Linked DNA regions of Homo sapiens: all the other regions are linked to region 1. A link is an interaction called in ENCODE POLR2A ChIA-PET data of the cell type or tissue named here. Cell type or tissue: MCF 10A. All regions are shown on one strand. Region 1 overlaps LOC124901018 (a long non-coding RNA gene). Region 2 overlaps ATG10 (autophagy related 10). Region 3 overlaps ATG10 (autophagy related 10).

What was found. Peaks named below come from ENCODE experiments on the same cell type or tissue, not always from the same donor. Only the 100,000 strongest peaks of a DNase experiment are listed, where the experiment ranks them.
Region 2: POLR2A ChIA-PET joins it to region 1 with 9 read pairs; 3 of 35 experiments call an interaction of 5 or more read pairs at or near these places.
Region 3: POLR2A ChIA-PET joins it to region 1 with 40 read pairs; 1 of 35 experiments calls an interaction of 5 or more read pairs at or near these places.

The regions. Positions count from the first base shown.
Region 1 is chr5:81,856,013-81,860,012 of GRCh38, reverse strand. The region is part of intron 2 of LOC124901018 (a long non-coding RNA gene); the gene reads right to left. Among named protein-coding and RNA genes, the nearest start is that of SSBP2, 110 kb to the right of the region's middle. RefSeq lists an enhancer at 2,881-2,930. In MCF 10A, CTCF peaks have their summits at 2,962 and 3,181; a DNase peak (open chromatin) is centred at 2,462.
Region 2 is chr5:82,145,913-82,149,912 of GRCh38, reverse strand. All of the region lies in intron 3 of ATG10 (autophagy related 10), which reads right to left. Among named protein-coding and RNA genes, the nearest start is that of RPS23, 130 kb to the left of the region's middle. In MCF 10A, no CTCF peak of the experiment used is centred here; a DNase peak (open chromatin) is centred at 1,542.
Region 3 is chr5:82,104,368-82,108,367 of GRCh38, reverse strand. The region is part of intron 3 of ATG10 (autophagy related 10); the gene reads right to left. Among named protein-coding and RNA genes, the nearest start is that of ATG10, 130 kb to the right of the region's middle. In MCF 10A, a CTCF peak has its summit at 863 (motif pointing left); a DNase peak (open chromatin) is centred at 1,977.

The sequences.
Region 1 (4,000 bases):
TGTGGGAGCACAGAGGAGAGTAATTTTCTCTGGGGAATTGGGATGAGGGGACCTCACACAGAACGTAACATTTGAGATGTGGCCTTGAAGAATGAATTGGAGCATTCCAGGAAGAGAGAAAAGAAGGTCTATTCCGAGCACAGGGAACAACATGTGAGAGGCATGTTGGAATGTCTGTCTAGAGAGATGAACCAGGAGGCGCTGACAGACTTTACGGCCTTCATAAAGCAATGATGTAACCAAATCAATTTCTTAAAACTGACTTCAAAGCTCTGGAGATGCCATGCAGCATCATCGCTACTTACCCTTTTAAAGAAATTTTCCTTAGATGTTGTGTACGTTAGTCAAGAAAAATTCAGCCAGTTGTCTTGGGTATTTAGACACAATTTTAAAATTTCATCCAGATAGGCACTAGATAAACCCAGTAATAGGTTTCTAGCCTTGTGGTTTACTCAGCACCTAATCATTGTGGTCCCAAATCAGAGCACTGTATAGAGACCACAAAATGACATCTGAATACAAAGTAAGGATGAATTAGGTGGGCAAGTCCAACAAAATGCAACCATGGAGGCCAGACGTGGTGGCTCACGCCTGTAATCCCAGCACTTTGGGAGGCCAAGGCGGGTGGATCACTTGAGGTCAGGAGTTTGAGACCAGCCTGGCCAACATGGCGAAACTCCATCCCTACTAAAAATACAAAAATTAGCCGGGCGTGGTGGCACCTGCCTGTAGTCCCAGCTACTCGAGACACTAAGACAGGAGAATCACTTGAACCCAGGAGGTGGAGGTTGCAGTGAGCTGAGATTACACCACTGCACTCCAGCCTGGGCAACAGAGCAAGACTCTGTCTCAAAAAAAAAAAAAAAAAAAGCAACCATGCTGCTGATTGGAAAGTCCAGTCAATTCCTGGTTATTTCTGTGTGGATGAGCCACCATTTGCTGTACTCCATTGCCTAGTAATAGTAAGACCAACTATTCACTGAGCGACTATTATGTGTCAGGAGCTTTACCTATGTAACAATCTCTAACCCCCACATGCTTTAGTTGGAAACCTGGCTGTACCATTCACCTTGACTTCGGAAAAGTTGCCTGACTTCTCTATGCCCAAATGTCCGCATCTGTACAATGGGGATACTCTATGTGAGCACTCAGAAAATTGAGGAGCACAATTTTTTTTTTGCTGTTATAATTATTAAGAGCCAGACTAAATTACTCAGTAACCCTTTGCTGCCAAGCATTACCAATATAAAATCTGCCCTACATGAAGGCAACTAGAAAGGTAAATGTCCTATAAAATGATTACAGCTTCCAAAAATAATACAGAAATGACTTCAGATGAAGTCTTTATTTCCCTTCATGATTTGGGACCATAGAAGGATGACATTATTCTTAAGCTGTGTGGCTGTAGCTCTCAAAATTCAGCATATATAAAAATCACTTAGGAAACCGTTGAAACTGCAGATTCTTGAGCACACTCCCACCCCACCCAAGATGCTGGTTCAGGAGGTCTGAGATGACTACTGAGTTTCATTGTCATTTCTTACTTAAAGAGAAAGGGAAAAAAAATCTGGAGGTTTTTTCCCCCTGTTAATTATGTGAGCCATCAGCTCAAATCCCCCACTATTAACCTGAAGCCCATTTGGATTTCTGCAAATCCAAAGCTTCATTCTCTTTCATGTTCTCTTGGCTCTAACCCAATGCCTAGGTTCCCCCAGGTCCAGAATTCTCTGAAACTAACTATTTTGCCTTCCTCTAGGAGTAGGGAAGTAGGACTGACTTTCCAACGTTTAACCCTTGAGAAATAGCTGCAGTGGTTCAGCACATCAAAAGCATGAGTATGCTATAGCAACAGGAGGGGGGATTTCTCCTAGCCTTCAATTTTTCTTTTTCTTATAAAATCAGGGTAAGCACTAAAAAGTAGAAATGAAATAAAAGGCTGAGAAAATCTTGTTCTTTCTCTTACTCTCTTAAGATACTTTTTGAGATAAATCCCTGGGCAAGGAAGTGCTAACATTTTACAGAAATTATGAAGCATCAAGACTCACAGGAAAAACCCTGTTCTTATCCCAGCACTCACTTTGAGAGGGCACTCCAGAGCCCAGGCAAAGCTAGCCTGGAAAATACTGAATTGATGACTTTGCCACGCCAAGGTTTCTCCCCGGTGGGGTATGTGCCAGGCGTCTCCTCTGTGCCTCCCTGTGCTGGGTCCTCGCGTGCTGCATACTCCCTGGACTCGGTCCCACCTCCACCAGCCTCCTAGGCAGGAGGAAATGCAGAATCTGCTCTACCCCAGGTTGCCGCTGACAACTGAAAACTGAGTCCAGGGAGACAGCGTCCTGGGCAGCCTGTTTTTGCTTTTTCCCAATCTGTTCAATTCAGTTTCCTGCCGACAGGAGCGTTCTCTTTTGCCAGCTTTAAATCACTGAGTGCCCTGGGCATAGGCCCGGCCTCTGGAGCTGTGCCCAGTGCTTGGCCCACTGCTTGGCTCACTGCCCAGGAGTTGTCAAGTGTCTGGACAGGGTATCTGTCCCTTCAGCTGCCTGTCCTCCAATCTTCTCCTTGGAACAGTGAGATGGGACACATCCATCCCTGTCATTTTTCCAAGCCTACCCAAAAGCTTCTTCATGCCCTTGTTATGGGAATGGCGCAGTATGGTTACAAGCATGGGCTAAATGGGGAGGGTTCTGGGACTTTTAAAGGCATTTAGGGATTCCTTCTGAGCCCTCCAGTGGTCATAAAATACTTTAAAGGGCTTCTGGGCCCTGGGCTGTGGGTTCTCCAGGAACCACAACCTGAAAGCAGCCTCTGCTTACAGGCCTCTTCTAGAACTTCTTCATCCTTAAGATCCTTTGACTAAAAATAGTTTTTTGGGGGTGGGGGCGGAAATAAACCTGGCTAATTTTATCTTTAAAGAGCTTTTAAGTGAGGCTGAACCTGTTAATCTGTGCTCTGCCAGAGGAGGCCTGATGGGGGCACACTACAGGATACAGACTAGAGGAGAAGAATCAGGCGTGTGGCATAAAGAAGGAACCACCAGCTAGGAGGAAGGATGGCAAGGCTGGAGAATCCTGGCAGGTCAGATTTCCCACACCAGGCTCCTAAACACAGAGATTTCCATCATATGTAAATCTCCAAAGTAGGATGCATTCAGAAAATTGTAGGAAAGTAAACATATTATTTTTCCACTAGGTAAGTGGCCATCGCACATGTTACATATCTGGAAATTTAAGTTAGAGCAGCTTGATCCTTTTCATATCTAATTCTTAGTAGTAGTTCCAAGCCAGGTTGGTATTGCTTATTAACAAAACCGAGGCTTCTTCCCGCACCCCCCACCGCCCACCATAAAAAGGCAGTTATCCCTATAACATAAATCTATATATTAAAAATTTTTGCTATGTTTCCAAAATCATAAGCAAGAGAACCAGGTTCTTTTCCTAATTCAAGATTCTTTATTTCCATATAAACAGAAAGAAATGTCTGATTAGGTTTTTAGAAAACAAGTTTAGCTTGCAGAATAAGCCATTAGAAAAAATCTCAATTTTACCTTTATATACAGCACATTTGGAAAGAAAAACAATTGTGGACCAAAGAAATCATGACATGCTAAAATGTAATTGCCGTGATGACTCTGATTACAGCCACAGTCAAAAGATATTCTAAACTTTTAAACCCACAGTTTAGTTAACTTTTTTTCATGTCTCCTCATTATAATAACAAGTCATAGAATAAATGGTCATTTAGAGCATTATTTATCTAATTCCCACATTTGCAATGAGCTGGAGATACTTTCCACATTCCACTTTTAAAAATTCACTAAAAATTCTTTGGGTCGCAGGAGTAAAATTAAACATCCTGCCATGGATAATGGTAAGTGAAATTGCAATCTGTGGTCCTGGGTGTAAAGATTAGCTTCACTCCAAAGCATTCCCAAATAGAATAACTTCAAATGCTAAACTTTTCTTTAATATTCCTTATGGACAAAGAGATTCTATAACAACTT
Region 2 (4,000 bases), 290 kb before region 1:
GGTCAGACTCAGCCTTATACCCAACATGACGAAATCTGACAGTACAAGAAAGGCCTTTCCAGAGCAAATCATTCTACCACCTTCCCATAGGACAGACAGAGAATTTGCCATTGGAGATCAATTTATTTGTGCCTTAAAGGTCTTCAAGCCAGGAGAATATGCATTTTCTCTGAGAATAGAAGGAAATACTTTAAATCATTATCAGCTAAAAATTTTTAAATCATAGCCAAGATTTTCAAACTGTCAGTGTAGGCTTACAGCATGACAGGCAGGCACAGGACTCTGGGCAGCAGAGTAGTATTTATAAACAAAACAGTGAAAAAAAACAAACAGTAGTAGTGTGGTTTTAATAAATTGGTAACATGTTCCTCTTACTATAATAAAATGCCCTAACTTTAACATAAATTCTAAAACTTGAAAAAAGTGGTTAATAACCATATGAAAGTCTGCAAAAAGACTGTTCTTTAATTCAAGATCCAAGTTCTGTTTGGGGTCCATGTGTTAGAATGGGCTACTCCGAGAAGCTGACTTTGATGTGAGTGTAAATAATCTATTTGGAAAGCGATTTCAGGAGCACAAGTAAGGGAATAGGGAAGTGAGACAGAAAGAAAATACTGGTATATTAGTAAACAGCTTACCACTGGGGTAGAACTAGATAAAAGTAAATACGGGGTATATTAGTAAACAGCTTACCACTGGGGGCAACCAGGGCTGCCCTGGTTGCCAATATGATAAGCAAGCTTATGAGATAAGGCATTATTATTTTACCCAAACTGAGTCCTAAAGATCTTGGCCACACAATTTGCCTAAGGTCACAATTAGTAAGAGGCAGAACTAGAGTTTAAAGTGTATATAACTTTAAAGCTCGTATATATTTTGGATTTGAGTCATTAGCATAAAAAGAATATCTGGAACAACTAAAGTAGATGAAAATTTCTAATAGGGAAAGAAGATAAGGCCAGAGAAAAATCTTGAGAAATGCCATATTTCAGAGATAGGTGGAAAAGAGGAGCCAGCAATGGGAAGAGCTTGATAGACACAGAAAAAATATAAAAAGATAAAAATGACATGGAAATCACAGAAGGAAAGCTTCCAGCAGACCATGGTCAATATCTTGCATTTTACAGAAAAATGAAGAAAGATAATCTGAAGAGGCAATTTGGATAGATGTTTCAGCTGTCACCAGCTGAAATAAATAAATTTCAAATGCATATTGGAAGAAAATGCAGAATTGTAAAGATTGGTATGAACTTGTGGTGAGGAAGTGTCAGTATTAAGAGTAGATAACCCTAATGAGAAGTTACACAGAAAAACAGAAAAACTACAGGTAGCTTGAGGGGATATAAATGTCAAAGTAAGAGTTTTTAGAAATATATATTCAATCTGGGTTTATCTGTATGTTGAATGGAATGAGTCAGTAGAGAAAAAGAAATGAGGATGCTAAGAGAGATTCAGATTTCATGATGCAATAGGAGATGAAGTAAGTGGTATAAGCATATAAAAAGAAGAGATAATGCTTCTCCTGAGACAGAAGTGCTCTACAGTGACGCAATTCCAGATGATGTTCTAGAACATGATGTTATTGTGCCTGTGGGCAGCTGGAAGAGAATCAGATCACTGGATCAGAGGTCAAAATATTAGGTGAGTTCTCTTGATACAGAGCAGAGTTCACCAAAATTTGTCTCTAAAGGGCCAAATAGTATTTTATTTAGTCTTTCTAGGTATAAGGTCTTTGTCACAACTACTACTCAACTCTGTCATTATAGCATGAAATCACTCACAGAAAAATAGGTGTGGTTTAGTTCCAACAAAACTTTATTAATAAAACAAGCAGGTGGCTGGATTTAACCCAAGGGCTGTAATCTGCTGACCCATGATGTAGAAGACTGAGTGCCTTACAGACCAATCCTGCTACAAATAACAGATATAAATTCTAGGAAGAAAACCTATTTGAGGCTTTGGAGATTTAACAAAAATAGATTTTGAAGAGGAGTCAACACCTGGAGCAAGTGATTTGGTTTTTGCAGTTTTTCCCTGGAGGCAGCTGCAATGGTGGTGGTGTTGGCACAAGGACTGGGGGAGGGCAGGCAGCAAAAACTCTTGCCATCTTTCTGACTGGAGGAAACTGGGGGAAAGAGCCTGGAAAAACCATAGGTGCTAGAGAATGATGCAGATGCCCAAGAAAGAAGACAGCCAGAAGAGGACAACCCCAGATTCTATGTTTAAACTCAGCCCAAGTCTCTGGCTGACTCCTGAACCATGTATGTGTGGGGCAATCTGAAAGCAGCTTAAAACTCAGGTTAAAAGAGCTGAATTGAGTTCTATGCCACTGCCTACTACAGGCAATGACAGTTTGCAATTTGAGTCTAACTAAGCTATTGATTGCAAAAATGAAAACATCAACATTATTTTTTTTTTAATTTAACTTTTATTTTAAGCTCAGGGCCAGGCACAGTGGCTCATGCCTGTAATCTCAGCACTTTGGGAGGCTGAGGCGGATGGATTACTTGATGTCAGGAGTTCAAGACCAGCCTGACCAACATGGTGAAACCTTATCTCTACTAAAAATACAAAAAATTAGCCAGGTGTAGTGGTGAACCCCTGTAGTCCCAGTTACTCGGAAGGCTGAGGCAGGAGAACTGCTTGAACCCAGAAGGCGGAGGTTGCAGTGAGCTGAGATCACGCAACTGCACTCCAGCCTGGGTGACAGAGCAAGACTTCACCTTAAAAAAGAAAAAAGAGAAAAAGTTTAGGAGTACACAGGTAAACTTGTGTCATGGGGCTTTGTTGTACAGATTATTCTGTCACCCAATTATTAAACCTAGTACCACCTAGTTATTTTTCCTGAACATCAATATTCTTCAGAAGAATGTAATGAAATCTACAGCCTTCAGAACATAACAGCCACAATATCCAAAATGTACTCAAGAATTACCCAACATAGAAAGAACAGAGAATTGAACGTGACTCAATCTGTTGAGGTTTATATGTAGATGTTGATATTTCCAACGTCTAGGTTATCTAGATGTTGAAAATGTCAAATAAAAACTTCAAAACAGCTATTATAAGTATGCTCACTGAGGAAAAAATATATTCATATTGATTTTAAAAAACAGGACATTTCAAGAGAGAAATAGGAAGTACAAAAAAATGGAAATTTTATACCTGAAAAATACAAATATCTGTGATAAAAATTCAACAGATCTGATTAATAACAAACTGGAGATGACTGAGGAAAGAATAAACTACAGGATAGATGAAATGAAGTCGTCCAATCTGAAGATAAGAAAAAAAAAAAACAAAAGAAAATGAACAAAGTATTTGGGACATGTGGGACAATTTCAGAACATCAGACATATAGACAACTGGAGTCCTAGAAGAACAGTTTAGAGAATAAGGCAGAAAAATAATATTTAAAGAAATAGTGAGAGAAAACTCCTCAAACTTGACAAAAAAATAAATTTACTGACTCAAGAAGTTTAGACAACCACTCTAAAAATATGAATAAATCAACACCTATACACATCATAATCAAACTAATGAAAACCACAACTAAAGAGAAAATATTGAAATTAGCCAGAGAAAAACAATATATTAAATATAGGGGAACATCAATTAGAATTTCCATGGATTTCTCACCAGAAAAACAATGAAGGCCAAAAAGCCATAGAAAAATATCTTTAAAAAATTCTATATCTGGTAAAAATATTCTTCAAGAATCTAAGTGAAATAAAGAAATTTTCTACAAAAGGAACACTAAGGCAATTCATTACCACCAGGCCTGTACTATAGAAACAAGGAAGTTCTCCAAGCTGAAGAGAAATAATAGCACAGGGAAATTCAGGTCTGAATTTAGGCATAAGTTAAGAAGACTGGAAACAGTAAATATTAAAGACTATAATGTTTGGCCAGGCGCGGTGGCTCACGCCTGTAATCCCAACACTTTGGGAGGCCAAGGTGGGAGGATCACCTGACGTCAGGAGTTTGAGACCAGCCTGGC
Region 3 (4,000 bases), 250 kb before region 1:
CTAGGGTTCTCTGTAGATACACAAATATGTATGCATGTGTATATATATGTATACTCGCAAATACAAATGAAAGGTATTACTACAACCATTACTCTTATTATTATCCACGATGATATAATGTCTGACCTTACCTAGTATAAAAATGTCTAATCTTTAATCTCTCAGTTCTCCAGGCAAGCTTTCACACTGAAACAAGTATTATTTAATCAAAACATTATTTGTTTCCTCGAAATGGTGTGCAGTTTGCTCTCCTCTGACAACAGAATAAACTCAAAAGCACTTAGCACGGATTTCAAGGTGCTCCATTATCTAACTCTACCTTAGCATTCTGACCTCACCTCCCAGTACATAACCCCTCTATCAACCAGGTTCTATCTAGCCTCAGGCCTAGAATTGTCTTGCTCTAAGTATACCCTGCATTCATGCTGCTCCATTCAGTCTAGAATTTCCATTTTTGGAAACCTCTTATTCAAAGTCCAATTCAAATGTCACCTTCTCCATAATATCCCTATTTGTTTTTTATTAAGAATTAGCCCATATTCTACCTTTATTATCCTTCTGCATTGTAAACAGAGGATATTTACATTTCTTTCTCTCCAACTAAATTATAAATTATTGAAGAATAGAGACTGTGGAGTATTCACCTTTGACTCTCCATCACGCATCAAGTCTTATAAACAGTAAGCATTTACTGAATGTTTATAGAATTAAATTGCATAATAAAGCCCCTCAAGTCTTTTAATTTCAGAGAAGTTAAAACTATACAGTAAAAATGTAAAATCAACAAATTATTCATTGTAGACATTTTTTAATGCAAGTGAAAGAAAATATTTTTAAAATACATTGTAAGCTTTAAGGTAAACAAAAATATTGTTTGGTGCTCCCTCTGCTGGCTTTGCAGAAGCAACTTAAGAATGTTGAACAATAACACCACAAAGAAGTAAACATCAATTCAGCTTAGCTGCTCCCTTTATCTCCTGCAAACACCCAGAGTAGAAACTTTCCACTGAGTTCTTTTGGAAATAATCCTACATGTAAAAAGGTTTGTCTATGAAATTTGTTTACAGGGACAAAACTGATCTTAAAATTTTGCTGATAATAATCCTGTCAGAATTCTTGTTTATACCTTTGTTTTCTAACTAAACCACCGACTTTATGTATAAACAGTTTTAATTTTTAGCTGAAACTGTTGAGAAGCAAAGTAGAATAAGATCTTTTTGCTTTCTATTTAATCTATATATATATTTTTAAAATTGATTAGGAACATAAGAGGTTAAATTCTTCTTGTGTTCCTAAACAGAGTTATTCTGAGTACCCTGAAGGCATTTAATTCCAAAACAGGAAGCCAGAGAGAGGAACACTTGGTTACACTAATGTTATGCAGATCTTTTGGAACATATTTTCCTAAACACTTGCTGAAAGAACCTTTTCTATACTGCATGCTATCACATGAAGTTGGAGAAGGGTCCCACGGATACCACAGTACACTGACTGCTCAAATTGCCCCTTATTACTTCTCTATTTTTCTCCACTTATCTTACTTTAAAATGGCCATCTGCTTGCTCATAGAAGGGGGTAGGAAAATCAGGTGGGGGTCAGGGAATGTTTATTCATACACTATAGTTTAATTGTTTTGCATAAATGTGTATAAGAGCTATGATATAGCTTATGATAGTCCATTGTTAAGAAAATGATACCATAGTAAGATTAACCTGAGACCAGCAGAGGCTGTTAAAGATTGGTGTCCTTTCTAATAAATTCTTGTTTTATATGCTTTTAGCTCTACTATAAAACCTCTGTAATCTAAAACATGTTAAATGAGATCTCACCCTGGTAAATGAAACAAAGAACAATGGTAAACCACAGGCAAGTGGAAAAGGCAGTGGATTCATGCAGTTCAGAGGTGTGCATGCTGGAGCTACCTCTGTTACTGAGCAAATCACATAACACTGTAGGGCTCTATTGCCCAACCTCTCAAATACGGCTTCATACCACTAGAGATGAGCAAGCTGCTATGATCCCGTGACTAAACAAGTGAACTAGAAAGGTCCACTTTAAGTTACTGAGGTAAAAGATGGTAAAATAACACCAAGGTGGGTATATTTTTCATACGCTGTTTGATCTTATACACCATTTCAATGCCATTTTTAAAAATAGCTCTTTTTCTTACTTTCTTAGTTAAATGCAGTTATGTTTTAAAGAAAGTAAATGATTACTGAGCAATTACCCTCTATGCTGGAAATTAAGGTTTCATGCACATTCTTGATTATCCATAAAAATGAAGTCTTGTAATATTAAATGCAACAGTTTAGTCAGAAGAAGCCAAATAGGAAAAATAGTCAATATATTTGATTTGATTATAGTTACTTTCAAACAATGTATAACAAAATTAATTCTATTCTTAATTTTTAGACACTAAAAATTGTTATTGAAATCAGGTATTTGAAAGTCAAAATTGTATTTTTAGTCCATTCTGCATAGCTTGGAAATCATTTTTTCCTTAAGAAATCTCCATGTGAACAAGAACAAGGGTTTAGCCACTGCAGTAAGCTACTATTGGCATTCTTGTGCCGAGATTCTTGACTGTTAGCCTCTGCAACTGACAAAATCAAAGCCTGGCTGGTGACTGGGTGCCACTCTGTTAGGTGGGTGCCATAGGACAATGGCAGCCAGGCACAAAGGAGTGGGGAGAAAAGAGTCAGAGTACAGAAGGGTATTCCCAGACTCCCTCTGACTCATTCAGTAAATGGCAACCTCTAAAATGCTGAGCTTCTGTTTTTGAGCAGAGCTGTCAAATCATTAGATTTGTTTTTGGAATTTCAATTCATGAATATGTCCTCTAATGTTCAGAGGGCATTCTCACTGAAATATACAGTTACATATATGACTGCAGCAAAGAAATTCTTACATCCCAAAAGATTTAACAGCAATTCTTCATCAAACAATGATTCATTCCACTTTAAATTATCAAATGCTCTATTCCAAATGATACAACAAGGTTTCAGAGCTGTAAATTAGCTGGCAGACAATATCTAAAAAGACATTTTGAAGTGTGGAAAAAAATATTCAGAAAATGTGATTCATTTTCATTTAACATAATATAAACCCAATGATGAATGAACACAGGAAATTTACGATGTGGTTTATTGCAAAAAGGAAACAGTAGTATCCAATAAAATCTATGCTTTTTGCATTCCTTACAGTAATCAATTTACCCTATTAACCAATACCAGTACAGCAAATTACTGAACAAGTTCTGTAGAGAAGAAAGCCATTAACCAGGCTCCCGCTTTGTTGACGTCATTATGTGCAAGTGTGTGGTAACATCAAACACTGACATTGTTAGGTGTTCGCCACAATAACTCAGTGATTTCTAGATGGATGCAGCATAAACTGATCACAAAACCAATTCAACTATGTTACATTTATTTCAAAACACCTATAACATCAACAAATACTAGACACTTTGAAACAAAAATACATTTAAATGAATATAACTTTATATTCTAGATGTTTTTCCCCTGGAAAATAATAACAAAAGACCTTGTATATGACAATTCAATATAATCTCATATATAGGTTTAACAATAAAGCTTAAGTTGTCTCCCCCTTAAATCAGTAGGTCTCTAAAGGTATTATTTATCAGATCCTTGCTGGACAGATAATTTAATTAAATAATGGTGTTTAAGAAAAAACTATTGAGTTTTAAATTATTGTAACTCTCTGCTCTTTCTCTTGCCTTCAGCTAATCCCAATATGACAACCAAAACCAGTACAGAATCTGGTCAGTTAACATTACTACTTAATTTACCTATAAAATCGGATGTTAAATCAGTTGTTTGAATAGTGTTCAGAAAAACAAATTAGTTGTATCAATTTTTTATATTAATAACTTATAATTGCACAAAATTTCATCTAAAACTGAAAAAAAAAAGTATTTTAGCATGACCTAAAAACTGACAGTTAATTTTCAAGAGAGAAGATGAGAAAATTCCAGTAT